2 separate regions of the Homo sapiens genome follow, and region 2 is linked to region 1. A link is a contact called in ENCODE Hi-C data. All regions are on one chromosome and are shown on one strand. Each heading gives the region's core, a stretch centred on a gene start or an enhancer-like site at or near the end of the contact. The rest is flanking DNA. Distances are from core to core; before and after follow the strand shown.

What was found. A loop is a pair of places that touch in the nucleus more often than their neighbours do. Pooled maps may share reads with other maps.
Region 2: a loop to region 1 is called in a map of IMR-90, with 9 times the contacts of the local background. The contact joins two enhancer-like sites. A Hi-C loop is called at or near these places in 5 of 168 maps with a recorded cell type or tissue (IMR-90, PC-3, endothelial cell of umbilical vein and 2 more) and 1 of 50 pooled maps.

The regions. Positions count from the first base shown.
Region 1 is chr9:110,742,012-110,749,274 of GRCh38, reverse strand. It overlaps MUSK (muscle associated receptor tyrosine kinase), which reads right to left. Exons shown (of 15, transcript NM_005592.4): 7 at 1,475-1,634. Among named protein-coding and RNA genes, the nearest start is that of MUSK, 77 kb to the right of the region's middle. Within about 2 kb of position 4,299, at least 6 of the 41 ENCODE cell types and tissues checked have a DNase peak (open chromatin) inside an H3K27ac peak, as active enhancers do.
Region 2 is chr9:110,798,425-110,805,687 of GRCh38, reverse strand. MUSK (muscle associated receptor tyrosine kinase) reads right to left here. Exons shown (of 15, transcript NM_005592.4): 15 at 1-5,382. The coding sequence ends at 4,700. Among named protein-coding and RNA genes, the nearest start is that of MUSK, 130 kb to the right of the region's middle. Within about 2 kb of position 3,112, at least 2 of the 41 ENCODE cell types and tissues checked have a DNase peak (open chromatin) inside an H3K27ac peak, as active enhancers do.

The DNA.
Region 1 (7,263 bases), core at 3,050-5,549:
CAGCCAGTGCCATAATATACGTGACTGACTGACTTCCTTCTAGATGCAGAGTCCCTGGAAGGCAGGACCCATTTTTAAATTAACTTTTCATCTCTTACTCTACCCAACACAATGGGCGTCATCTAGAGTATTTGATAAATGCATGTAAAAGTGCTTTATAAACAGCAAAGTGCTATGTAAATAGTAATTCTTATTACTATTTATATTATATGATTATACTATTACTTATTATGTGATATTATTATTATTTGTTAAATTGAGTTGAATTTACTTTTAGAAGACTTTTCATTTTCTGGGAGAAATAATTTCCCACCTGTGGAAATGCTAGAATAACTGATATGGTGTCTGAAGACATGGTAGGCAGAGATATCACTGGGGGGAGAAAGGAGAGGGAACCTTAATTTTGAAGTCTTCCTTTTCCTTCATAGGCAGTCCCAGAGGGCCAGCCTTGTCCAGTGCTCCTTATCATTTATCTGTGGTTTTTATTCACCTCATATTACAAATCACAGACATTACTGGAAAGTTCCCCATCAGGGAAGATCAAAGAGGTGGCACTGTAATAAGAAACAGCAGGCTGTGGGGAGTTGGCCCTAGGCACAAGCTCTATCCGTGCTTGCCTTACATGTCAGGCCAAGCACCTCTCTCCTGACCCTTGAGCCCTAGGCACGCTATGAATCTAATATGCCTGGCATTTCCTGATACAGGGATTATTTCCATCTCTAGGAATTCTATAAATGTTCTCAGAAGCCTTTGGGACATTTACATTTTAAAAATAAACCTTTAGAACTCAACACAAACATCCTAGAAATCCGTGTGTCAGCCTTTTTCTTGAAAACACCTGTAAGACCTGCTGTGGCTTGCTGAAGCAGGGAAGGGAAAGACCACAGGGATCATGCTCACAGGTAAAAATGCCCGCAAGAAATAGCCATGCAGAAATTGGCATGACCATGTTGAATGTCTGCCAACTTTCTCCATGAGAGACTTGGAAAGTTTGATCAACCAAAAGAGAGAACGAGGAGTGGGGAAAAGGAAAGGAAATTAAAGAAAAGGAAAAGAGGGAGGGAGGGAAGGGAAGAGGGAGGGAGGGAAGGAGGGAGGAATGAAGGAGGGAATAAGGGAAGGAAGGAAAGAAGGAAGGAAAAAAGGGAGCGAGGGAGGGAAGGAGGGAGGGAGGAAAGAGAAATGGAGAAAAGGAAAAAAGATAAGAAAAACAAGAAGGAAGGAAGAAGTGAGTTCCTGGAAGCTGTTACCTACCACTTGGGTAGGTATTGAGGATTTAGTTTTCCAGGCAGCAAATCTGCCAAAATCCATATCTAGGTCACCTCCGGAGTATCCCCATGGGGGAGGAAATAGCCCAAATGCAACTGAAATAAGAGATAAAAGAAAAGGGAGATTTTCTCCAATGCTCGATATTGTAGAATAGTATCAACTCTCCCCTCTCCTGGAACAACGCAAATGTGAAGGGGCATCCTACCTGCTATGCTGATGGTGGCTGCAGCCTTGGCAGTACTGAACTTCTCCCCATGCTTATTGGTAGCTATGCATGTGTAGAGTCCTGGCTTGGTGATAAACAGCTGCAGTCTTGAGTCAATCACTCGGTCTTTCACACTCTCTTGAATGGACCCAGAAGAAACCTGACAGAGTAAAGGAAAATAAAAGAACTCAGTCAAGGATTTCCCACTATACTATGTCAGTAGATTTGAAGGGAAAAGCATTAAGATTATAATCAAGTGCATGTGGTACACTGCAAACATAGCCAAAAGATTTTCCCTCCCTGTGTCCATGCCCTTGCAATGTGACTTTGTAGCTCTTCCCTCAAGAAGTAGCATTTTCCTCCATAATTTGAATCTAGATTAGCCTTGTGATGTGTTTTGGAATGAATGAGCAGAAACTAACGTTCTTGCACATTGTGGCTTGCTTTCTTGTTTATGGAACCTGGGACTGCCTATAAACAAGCAAGAGCCAGCATGGTAGAAGATGAAACACACCTGGCCCGTTTATCCCCTCTGCCCCAGGTGGGAACCAACAACAACCATCCAAGGTACGCATAAGGCTATTCTGAACCAACTACCACCTTTTCAATCTGCCGATCACAGGAACTTGACCAGCCAAGATCAGGCAGTCCTGCCCAGCAGCAAAACCAAATCAGCAAAACCACCCAGTTGAACCACAGACTTGTGAGCACTAATAGTTATTGGTTTAAGTCACTAAGCTTTGGGCTGATTTGTGATACAACCATAGATAACCAATACAAGGCATGAATTATATACGGTGTGGATCCTCTGATATATGTCTTCAGTGTCCTACAGATGACAGTTAAGTATGAGAGGTTGCAGACTTAAGGACTTATTTTCATAACTCCTGTTCAGTTCCCCATAAATGCATGTCAGATAGGTGGATGGTTGTCAGGAAAAATGGTTGTGAAGCCAAGTCTGTCTCTGAGGCATGACATACATAATACATACATAATACCTCAAGGTCACCGAAAACATCCTTAGTAGGAAACAGAAGCAGTTTTTAAACTGCCTGACCTCTCTTCTCCTGGACTTCATCCAGGTGTTGAAATAGTTCAACACGTCAGGAAGTTCATGCAGGAGGTACTACTTAAACCAGAAAATCAAATGTCCTTAAAGAGCCAAGATATCAATGCAATATTGACACACAATTAACAGCTTAATTTATACAAATGCATATATATTAGTCAACATTACTCCAACTCTGTAGGAAAGATAGCTGCCCAGCACATTTTACAAGGTTGCATAGTTAGAATTTGCATCCTAGCGTGTCTGACACCAAAGCCTATGCTTTTAATCATTATGTTACAGTGCCTTCCCTAGTCCTAGAAGAGAGAACAAATGAGCAGTCATTAGAAAACAAGAGTAACAACTACCTTAACAAATCAACCAACCATGAACAAAATACATATCTGACAAATGTCATTGTTAAGGTGGTGGCATTTTTTTTAAATGGTGGTTCTTTTTTCACTGTTTTCTTGAGCACAATACCACCTTTTCAATAACTAATCTTTAATTAACGCTGCTTATATCAGGGAAACATGATGCCAATTGAGGGAAACTGGAGTGAAATGACAGTTAAGGAATCAGCTGGTGTTATGCTTTGACTTTATCTTAAAGGAGTGGAGGTACGTCCCATGTTGGCCTGAGCTTGGCTGCTTGGCTGAAAGAGATTCCTGTGTCCAGTATTAGGGAATGAGGCTGAGAATGAGACATTTTGGAGCCAATTATTTTATTGTGTTGCATGAGAAAGGATTTTCACAGTTTGACTAGCCAGGAAGAAGAAAGCTCTGAGGTAAGGCCAGCTTTCTTCCTAGCTGCCAGGTGGCTGGCTATCCCTGGCACCAAGCACTGTGTAGCAATCATGCAGTGAACGTTTGTCCAACTAGCTTTTTATTCTTTACCTTCAGTACTAGTCTCAATTCTTATGATAAAAACTGGCTTATGTGAGTATCAATTTACCTTCACTGGGAATCTTTCCAGGTCAGATCAAGTATTGTGGCATTTTCCCCAGATGAGCAACCTAGACTCTATAAGAAATTTACAAAGTGAAGAGAAAAATGTTTTTAAGAGACATGCACTCAGTTGGGAATTCAAACTAAACTCATCATTATCATATTTATCAGAAGTGCAATGTCTCATTGTATGAGTATCCCAGTTAGATCAAGGGGACTGAAAATATTTGGACTCCCTTGAATTTTAATACAAAGCAACAATAAGAAAAAAAGCTAAAGACCCCAAGCCTCTATGCTCAATCAACAGACTTTATGTTATTTTGTATTTTATATTTTGTTTATATATCTCTTTCCAGTTTAGATAAGCAAAAGCAGAACAGTTTGCAAAATCCTTTGGAAAGACAGTTCCCTCCTGCAAGAAGTAGGAATGTGCAATGCCTTAGAGACAACTTTGAAGCAAGGAATCTCCCCAAATGTTGCCCTAAGTCCCACTGTTTTCATGTTCACACCTAAGAAAGTCATTCTTAAACACCTCCTCAAGGTCACTGAAAACATCCTTAGTAGGAAAGAGAAGCAATTTTTAAACTGCCTGACGTCTCTTCTCCTGGACTTCATCCAGGTGTTGAAATAGTTCAGCAAAGAGACCAACACTTTAGGAGGTTCATGCTTGAGTACAAAGTGACTCCTGAATGCTTTTCCCCCTGCTTCCAGAGGCCTTGCTTGATTCAGTTTGTGACTCACGCACAGCAGGCCCCATTAGTCATAGTTTGAATTTGTTTTTCTTTCTTCATGGATGGTTCTGATCAACAGTTTAGTATTTTTGATGATCTGAAAATAAAAACAAATCCCTCTGCCCTCCATTTTGATATTTTTTCGCACCTCAGGTTTCAAAGATCAAAGGGGTGGGTCCAGATTAGTACTGTGAGCTTTTACCAAGGTATGCCTAAGCAAAACAGATTACTTAATTGAGGTGACTACGTCTGGTAGTTACAGGAAATGCATGATTTTCTCCAAGTCACTCAGGTATATGGACCTGAGGGAGCTGGAGACACAGCTCCCTGCTCTGGGTGTGATGTTCTGTCTTTCTAAGTTAGCTGTAACTATGTGAGGAGATGGACTTGTTAATTTGCTTGACTATAGTAATCATTTCACTGTATATGTTTATCTAAACATCATGTTTTGTACCTTAAATGTATACAATAAAGATCACAATAAAACTTTTTTTTCTAAAAAGAGGCAGTAGGATAGGAAGCTCTATTAAATAGGCATAATAATTCATGCCTGACATAATGTGTGTAAAAACTCTTTGAAGGTGATTGAGCAGTTATAGACCTGTGGAGTACTTCTTAATGTATCATTAATACATTACTAATGCGGTCTTGAGAGAATCCACCCCCAGCTATGGATAATCCGATAATTTTATGATTTGACCTTAGCTAGGGAAGACCTCTGAAAGGTATTCTGGCCTCAATGGCCCTGTCTTGCAGATAGTTCCAGCTGGCTGGAAATATCCTGTGGAACTGTTAGAATATGGCCCAGGGCCGGGTGCAGTGGCTCATGCCTGTAATCCCAGCGCTTTGGAAGACCAAGGCAGGCAGATCACGAGGTTAGGAGATCAAGACCATCCTGGCTCACATGGTGAAACCCTGTCTCTACTAAGAATACAAAAAGTTAGCTGGGCTTGATGGCACCCACCTGTAGTCCCAGCTACTCCAGAGGCTGAGGCAGGAGCATTGCTTGAACCCAGGAGGTGGAGGTTGCAGTGAGCTGAGATCGCGCCACTGCACTCCAGCCTCATGACAGAGCAAGACTCCATCTTGGGGAAAAAAATAAAAAAAAAAAAAAGGATGTTGCCCAGTAGGGTTCATGTTTATGCAGTTGTAATAATGTCTGTTTATGAATCATAGAAAAAGGGATAATAAACCAAGAGACATTTCCATAGTTTTTCTGATTAATGTAGCCACAAATATTAATTAGCCTCTTTCAAACTGGCTGCTGAATTATTCCACATAAGACTTGTTACATGTAATTATTTTGGTTTACACAGCTAGTAAGATAAAAGGACTTCACAGGTCATATATTTTAAAGCAAAACTACTGCCTCTTAAAAATATGTCTAAATATAGATATGCCTCCCTTTAAGAAAATTCTAAAAGACAACCTTCAACCTAGGTGATTTGGCTGTTTATTTTATAAAATTCTTCTAACAAGTTAAAATTATTCAACTTCTACAATATTTTAGAAATTATATTTATTGGACAAAGCAAGAGGGACATGAAATTTTTCTATATTTTTTAGTTGCATGCCAAAATAACAGAGATATTACTGGTATAACTATAAATAAATCTGGTTATAAAAATACAAATAATTTTCTTTTTAAAAAGTAAGCTCTGCTCTTTCCATGCCAAACTACTATTTCCAAGATTGTAAAACAAAAGGAATGTTACTATTCACTCTGAACTTCATCTGTGAATTCAGATTTCCACAAAAAATGCTTGGTATTTCCATAGGAGGAAAGCAAGATAGTTTCTAATCACTTTGGGACACGTTGCTGGACTTTCTCCTGCTCTTTGGCTCTAACTGTTAAGGGTTTTGGTTCACTGGCAGGTTCACAGCAGGGGAGAAAGGGAGCACTCACTTCTTTCAGAGTACCCATTGTACTGAGCAGCGTGCTATGGCATTAGTTTACTAACTCGTAGTGAGTGAAGAGCCACAGTTCAAACTCTGTTTCATTCTGTGCCAAATATCTCCCAGCTCTGCGTTCGTCTTTGTTCATTCCACCAAAAATGATATCAGGACTATAGGATTCTCTGTGTTCTCCTCCATGGGATTTCTGGTTTGCAACTTTTACAACATTAAATGCCTGACATTGCCTCCATGTCCTGTGATTTGCGTCAATGTGGACAGTCATCTTGATTTCCTTTCAGACTTGGGTAGAATTACCAAGAACTAAACTTGGCTCTAAGAGCAGCACACACTCTCTGACCGTAAGAACTGCGGATGTACTTTTGCTTTCTTCCTGGATGAAAGTCACTTTGTTTGTTTTATTCCTGTTTTAGAATCTGAGGTGATAAATCTATTTTGCCTTTCACTTTTTGTGAGTCACATGTTGAATGAATAAGTTGGGGTCTCAATAAGGCCTCAACTATCTTAAACTATCCTACTCTTGTTATTCCTAAACTTCGACAGAGAATAATCATTTATCTTCCATTTATAACCTCATATGAATCTTTTGAAAATACTAGAAATTTAAAAAGTATATACCTTTCCATTTTCTTTATTACTATTTTTACATAGACAAATTAGTGAAGTTATATTGTCAGTCTCCCAATTTTATTTTGTTTATTTTTTGAGATGGAGTTTCTCTCTGTTGCCCAGACTGGAGTGCAGTGGCGCAATCTTGGCTCACTGTAACCTCCACCTCCTGGATTCAAGTGATTCTTCTGCCTCAGCCTCCCAAGTAGCTGGGACTACAGACATGTGCCACCACGCCTGACTAAATTTTTTGTATTTTTAGTAGATACGAGGTTTTCACCGTGTTAGCCAGGATGGTCTCCATCCTGACCTCATAATCCTCCCACCTTGGCCTCCAAAAGTGCTGGGATTACAGGAGTGAGTCACCGCACCCGGCCCAGTCTCCAAATTTTCTTAGGATGTCTTTATACTCCCTTGACAGGCTTAAGACTATAACAGTTTCCACAGAGGAGCCAAAAAACACATTGACAAATAAGAATCAAATTTTAAATGACACTTGAAACGTTCTTAGAGAGGTAAAGAACAGGCACTCCAAGTTAC
Region 2 (7,263 bases), core at 1,863-4,362, 58 kb before region 1:
AAGCCACAATCATCTGAATGGACGGAAAAGTCAACATTCTTTTCTGATTGATAAAACCTACAATAAAAGACAAATAGAAGTCTATATTTTTAACATGATAAAAGTAGTTGAAACATATATCACAAAATTTAACTCCTTAATATATAAAGTGCTCTTACAAAGCAACAAGAAAAAGATATACCCAGTAGAAAAATAATAGTAGGAGGCAAATCACCAATCAAGTATCCTCAAAACATTAAACAATGTTCAATTTTATTAGTATTTAAAGAAGTGTAAATATAAGCTATGAAATAACTTTAAGCTATTAGCTATTATATTGGCAATGATTAAAATGCTATACTCAGTATTGGTGAGACTGAAATAAATGGGCTGTCTTATCTGACTAGGAGAGGTACATGTTAATAAAATAATTCAGGAAGGTAATTTTTTAATATATTTAAAAAGTATTAAAAGTGCATTTATCCTTTAATCTAGAAATTTCACTTCTAGGAGTTATAGCTAAAGAAATCACTTAAGATAAATGCTTACAAAATTTAGCAACAGGATGATCCAAACATTACATTTTATAATGGAAAAATAGAAATAAACCAAATGTCTAACAGTAGAATAGTTATGTCAATTACGATAAATCTGTATAATACTATTCAACCATCAAAATTAATGTTGCACATGAATACTTGTTCATGTAGAAGATGTTTAAGATATATTAAGTGATAAAAGCAAGGCTTGAAGTAATGTAGCAGTATGATCTTATTTTTGTTTAAATTATCTATCTATCTCTCTCTATGTATCATCTATCTATCTATTTACCTACCAACCTACTTACCTACCTGTCTATCTGAAAAAGCCTGGAAGAATATTATGATGTTAATGTTAATTACCTCTGGTTGGTGTTTTTTCATTTTTATTATTGTCTATTATGATTATACATATTATTGTATATTATTGCATATTATTTTTCTTTTCAAACATAATATATTACTTTTATAAGAAAATAAGTAAATGTTATTTTAAGGTAAAGTAAGTAGATGTGATCTCTTGTGTAAAGTATGAAAAAGGCTTAATAGGCTTTTTACAAGATAAATCCCATAATTCGATTAGAAAATGAACACAGCAGAAAAATGGGCTGTAGACAATTGCCAAAATAAAAACTGTTAATGACCTAGGAACAAGAAACATTCAACCTGACTAGTAATTTAAAAAATAAAATTAAAAAGAGGTTCTCTTTTTCTATAACCAAAGAGACAAAAGATTTCTAAAAAACAGAAAATTATCTATGAAAGCAAATGTTTAGGGCTATGAGATCTCTTGTACAATGTAGAAGTGGCAGTAATATTTCTGCAGAATATGAAACCACATAACAGAAGTGTTAATATTGTACATGCCATTTGGTCCAGACATTTCCTTTCTCTGAATTTTCATAAAAAGAAATGTGGACATGAACAAATAAGGATGTTAATTACAGCATTTTTTATAATGATAAAAATTGGAAAAAACCTAAATGTTCAAAAATACAAGATTGATTAGCTAAATTACAGTATATGAATAAAATAGAATATTATTCCAAAATTGGGTTTTTAGAAGAATATTTAATGACGTGGAACAGGTTCGTAATATACTGTAAAATGAAAAGAAAGTGTTCTTTTTCTGCTCTACCACGATAGCAGAGAATATGTTTTTGGGTGTCATGTGAAAAATACTCTGGTATCTTACCATGTTTGGTATTTGATCACTAAAAATGACTGCTGGTGCCTTACTGATATCTGTCCTGGCACTTGGTAACAGTGACACTGTGAGTGTCTCTCTTTTGTCTACCTTTTTGAATGTATATGATGATTCTACCATGAAAAAAAATCTTATTTAAAAAAGTAAACAATATTGGTGAATAATGCATCTATACTCCTGTGATTCAGAACATTAGATCGAGCACTTAGGGAATAAGTCAGTGATCTTAACTTGAAAATGTAATTAGAACTCATGAAAAAATAAACATGTCACCTATTAGATGTTATGATTAACTTAAATTGATAATGCTGAAATATACTTTTTTTGCTATTCATTAAAAAGACTTAGGAAGTTAATAGAATAAAATATAGATATAGAGTGTGCTTGAAACGACATGCAAATTACAAATCACTTCCACAGAGTTACTGAGGTTCAGTTATTGCTTCTATCATGTACAGAGGCTCTACAGTATAGTGGTTGAGAATTCGGCCTCTTTTGGTCAAAAAGTAGGCTCTGTTGCTGTGTGCACTCGGGCCAGTTGCACAATCTCTCTGTGACTGTTGGAGGCTGAGCTTGCAGTGAGCCAAGATCGTGCCACTGCACTCCAGCCTGGGCGACAGAGCGAGACTCCGTCTCAAAAACAAAACAAAACAAAGCAAAACTAAAATGTATATAATGATAGTACCAACATTACAGGGATGTTGTGAGGTTTAAGTTCATATATTTAAAGGCCTCAGAATACACATGGTAAGATTTCAATAAATGCTAGCTGATATTATAATTTTTATGATTACTGTTACTCTATTTTCTGTCAGCCTGACTTCTATGTCTGTCTTTTACAACAAAACTTTATCAGCGGAGAAAGCCCGAAGCTGTCTTTGAATTTTGCAGAGCATACATGAACCATCTAAAATAAGCCATGGATATCTATGCTCAAGTTCTAGACTTGCTGGTGGCCCTCTCCAACTTTTCTGCTTTGTTGGCATCTTGACTTTCTGCTTTAGACACACGCTGCAACTTTATTCTTTATTCAGTCATTTGGATTACAGTATCAATTTTGGACTTAGACTCATGATTTTTATCTGAAGCACTTCTTTAGGTCTCAGTCCTAAATGCTGACCTCGCTATTTATGAACCAGAACTGTGACTAAGGACCGCCTTACTGTCGTTGTATCCTACAGAATCTGTTCAGGTCTGAAATGAGAGGAAGGCCAGCTAATAGACAGGGTGGGCAACGGTAGAGGTTGAGTCATTGGCTCTTGGGTTGAAGGGAAGAGGATGTCAGCAGGAGGATTTTAGGAAGTAAAACTAATAGAAAACTGATGATGAAAGAGAGGGCAAAGTCTAGGAAAATTTCTACATTTTTGTCTTGGTTGCCTGGAGACACTATGAATAAGAAATGGCAGGTTTCCCACCAAAGATGTCAAGCTGTTACATGAGGCAGATTTGGGGATTTCAGGCAGAGTTTTCCAGCAGACAGCGAAAATCTACTTTCAAGAATTCACACCATTCCTCCAATGCCCTAACTACCAATTAGTCTGAATTAAGATAAGCTGGTATAGAGTAGACTGTTATTTTCTCTTCCCTGTTCGTTTTCAGGAGAATTTGGGTTCCTGCTATATCAGAAATAAACTCAGATCATGTATGGACTTAGATAAAGATGTATTGTGTGAGGATCCACTGAGAAAAAATCTGAACCCCCAGGAATCTGAGTTCCAGAGCTGCTGCTTTTTTTTTTAAATCATGAAATACAACAAAATCAGTTAATATGTCATGCACAAAGTTGTTAAGCAGAACGATATTAATTCTACAGCCAACTGAATTTGTTTCTAAAAGGAATAAAATGTCAGAATGCACAGAAATATCAGTTTTGAAATAACTCAGAGCCACAAGTGTATCTTGTGAAATCTCATATTATAAATTATGGTTTAAGAGATTTAAATAGACTCTAGTAATAATATTAATAGGTGAGAATGTTGAAATGTGTGGCTTCAAAGGCAAATGCAGGAAAAATAGTAATACTTTGCAAAAGGCATATACATATCAATCTACAATGGTATTTAAAATGTTATTATTTCTGCCAGAGTGTTTATTACATGAATGAAATAAAAGAAAAAAATAGCTTAATAACTAAAAAAGGACAGAAGTCCTGGAAAGAAGAAGAAATAAAGATTAAAGCAATGGAAAAGATACCAATACAATTTTTAAAGGAAAAGGTAAATCAGTAAGATACAAAAACTTGTTTCAAGAAAACTGGAGGAATAAAATAAGCAGACTTAATTCATGACAAATGCACAGAAAGGAAAAAAGGAGGGGCACAGGACAGAAAAGGGAACTCAGAGTTACAGGCTTGCTGATTTGCTGTTTCATTCCTTAGAAACCCTCTATCAATAAAATGTAACCACAACTCTGCAGAATACAAACAAATATAAAATTATGCATTAAATGCAAGAAAGATTTAATAAAACACTAAGACTCGTCTTTGGGGGGAGACAGAATGAGTGGCTTTTCCTTCTTTTTAGTTTTCTGTACTTCACCTAAGTGTCTTACATGACGATTAAGCTACTTTCACAATGGACAGGAATTAACTCAATTAAAAAATGAAGCTCTGAATCCCATTTCATATTAAAATTTAATACAGCAGAGCTTTACTCTGTGACCAGCTACTTTGGAAACTGAACAGGATGACATTCTTCCCTGTGCAGTGTGTATTACAAACCTTCATGAAGAAGAATAGTTGTCTCCATTATCTGACACATTTCCTAGCCTGTGTTTCCAATCACTGGCTTTCAATGGGTCCGTCTACCACATGGGTTTTGCACTGTCTTTGCTCTCCCTGGGAAGCAAACAACACACTACTCATGTTTACTCTTACTCTTTCCTATGTGGGTCTTGTTGGGCCTCTGGTGTAGGATTCCCCTGGCTCACAGAGTCTGAGAGGAAACTGCAGCATTTTATTTGAACGTCTTCAACCTTAGACACTCACAGTTCCCTCTGCCCTCTCACACATGCGTTCCAGAATTCGGTGAATACTGGTGAAACTGGGTCTGTCTGCAGGCAGCTTGCTCCAACATAGACGCATGAGATTGTACAGCTCCACGGGGCAGTTCTCAGGGCAGGAGAGGATGTTGCCATCTCGCACGTAGTAAATGACCTCCTCATGGGCCATCCCATAGTAGGGCTGCAGGCCATAGGAGAAGATCTCCCAGAGGACCACGCCATAGGCCCACACATCAGACTCTGTAGTGTAGCGGTTATAAAAAATGGACTCTGGTGGCATCCAACGGATAGGGATAGCGTCGTTTTCATTAGCTTTGTAGTAGTCTGCTGAGTAGATGTTCCTGGAGAGGCCAAAGTCGGCAATTTTCACCACCATGTTCTCGCCCACCAGGCAGTTCCTGGTGGCTAAATCTCGGTGAACAAACTTACGTTCTGAGAGGTAAGCCATGCCAGCTGCCACCTGCCTGGCAATGCAAAGCTGCTCAGCACAGGAGAGGGGTGGGGGCCCAGGGCTGGAGACCTGAGCCCTCATAGACAAGTCACTGTGACTGAGGCTGCACACGGTGTGAGGGGACATGCTGCGGAGGAACTCATTGAGGTCACCATAGGCCATGTATTCAAAGAGCAGGCACATTGGCTTCCCGACAGCACACACTCCTGGAACCAAAAGACCATCCCTGTTAGTCTCAGTTTCTACAATGAAACAATGGAAAGAGCACTCCAAAAGCAAACGACCATGTCAGAACATATGAAGCCCTGTTTTTTGTTGTTGTTGTCGTATGTTTGTTTTTTAATATTTGTATCCTTTTAATCACAACACAAAAGGAGTCTCAGCTAGGAAATGCACTCTGGGTAGTGGGGTTTCTGTCCCTTGGCTAAAGTTTTTGAGGACTTCCAGCAGAGCGCTGTTGTCCTGGGCACTTGTCATAAGTACATCGTACATGGTGCATCAAGTTCATGGTGCATATAAGTACATGGTGTATCAGTTCTCTGGAGTGGCTCTTCTCTCTGAAATCTGGAGGCCCTGGTTTTTTGTTGACAACACCATGGTTGAACCCTGACCCTATTTCTCTGCCTAAACATCTCCTCTTTGCCTTTAAGATTCAGTTTATCACTCTCCCTAGGGTGCCTCAGCTCCTGATCCTTCCAGTAACTGTTAGATTTTCCTACTGTCATCCTTTCACAGAGAACCTACCATCCTATTTTATAATCATTTGACTATTTGAGGTTTCTCCCCAACGTTTTAGCACTTTGAAAGGAGAGATTGAACCTTATTCTTCTTTAAAAATTCCCCACACCTACCACGTGTCTGGCAGAGCAGATGCCTCATAATGTTTGGTGAGTTAATTTATGAATGGATGCTTGCTCTGAGTATGTAATGTAATTGCTGTCTGTTTCTGTTTACTTCTATGAAGGATGTTAATAAGAAAGATGTATCAAGTTTGGAAACAATAACAAATACAATTCAAGTGTCTTAGATGAAGTATTTAAGTTGCTGCAGTAAAACATTTTGAAATTTAGGTTTTACAATGTTCATGCTACCAAAAAAGTTAATATAAATAAAGTCTTAGATTTAAAGCCAGAAGATCATTTTCAAATCTTAAAGTCTTGATATATTTGAGAGGGAAACTGGAGAACTTGGAATATTAGATAAGATGGGCATAATTTCACATCATCTTAAAAATAGATTATTAGATCTATTGGGTTTTTTCAGGCAAAAGTTAAAAGTATCTGTTTGAAAAAGAGGAGAAATGAGGAATACTGCTATCTTGGCTTATTTATTTTGGCATTAATTTTTAATTCCAAGGACCTCAATTAGCACATTTCTGTAAACTAAAGGGAAAAAATAAAGAAATACCAACTGGATAATACTTAGAAGTTTCTTCTGTGGGATCCTTTTTGGATAATCTTTAGTTAACAGGGACTTACCTATCTCATCAACTGGCTTTACCATTGTTATGCTGGTTGAGTTGATTTAAAAATAATTTCTTATACTGGAAAAAAATGACAAAATATTTCTCTGAGAAATAAAGTTTTGAACTAAATTGATTTAATGAAATTTTCCACTCTGATAAAGAAAATACTATACAAAAGATTTCTACTTTGTGATTATTATGAACAATTATATATACATGTGTATAGATATAATTTACAATTATATATGTATATACATTTATTTAAGACCTCAAAATGTTTTCTATATTGTAATTACTCCAACCCAACTCTTAGGTGGGACTTCAAAATATAATAATTATTGAGAGGAAGACTGTATTTTATTCATCCTTGTAACCTCAGGTCTAATACTACACATGGCTCACTATGGGTTTTCAATATATGTTGATGGGTGGATGGATGAATTAATGCATAGGTGGATGCATGGATAGATTTAAGGATGGATGCATAGATGGATGGGCATAAGAAAACCTCATGCCTAGCCCAAGCCATGTCTTTAAACTTTAGCATGACATCTTCAATGAATAATCTCACCTGATTGTTCTACTGTTTGCTCCACTGCCAGAATATTCCGTAAGAGTCTAT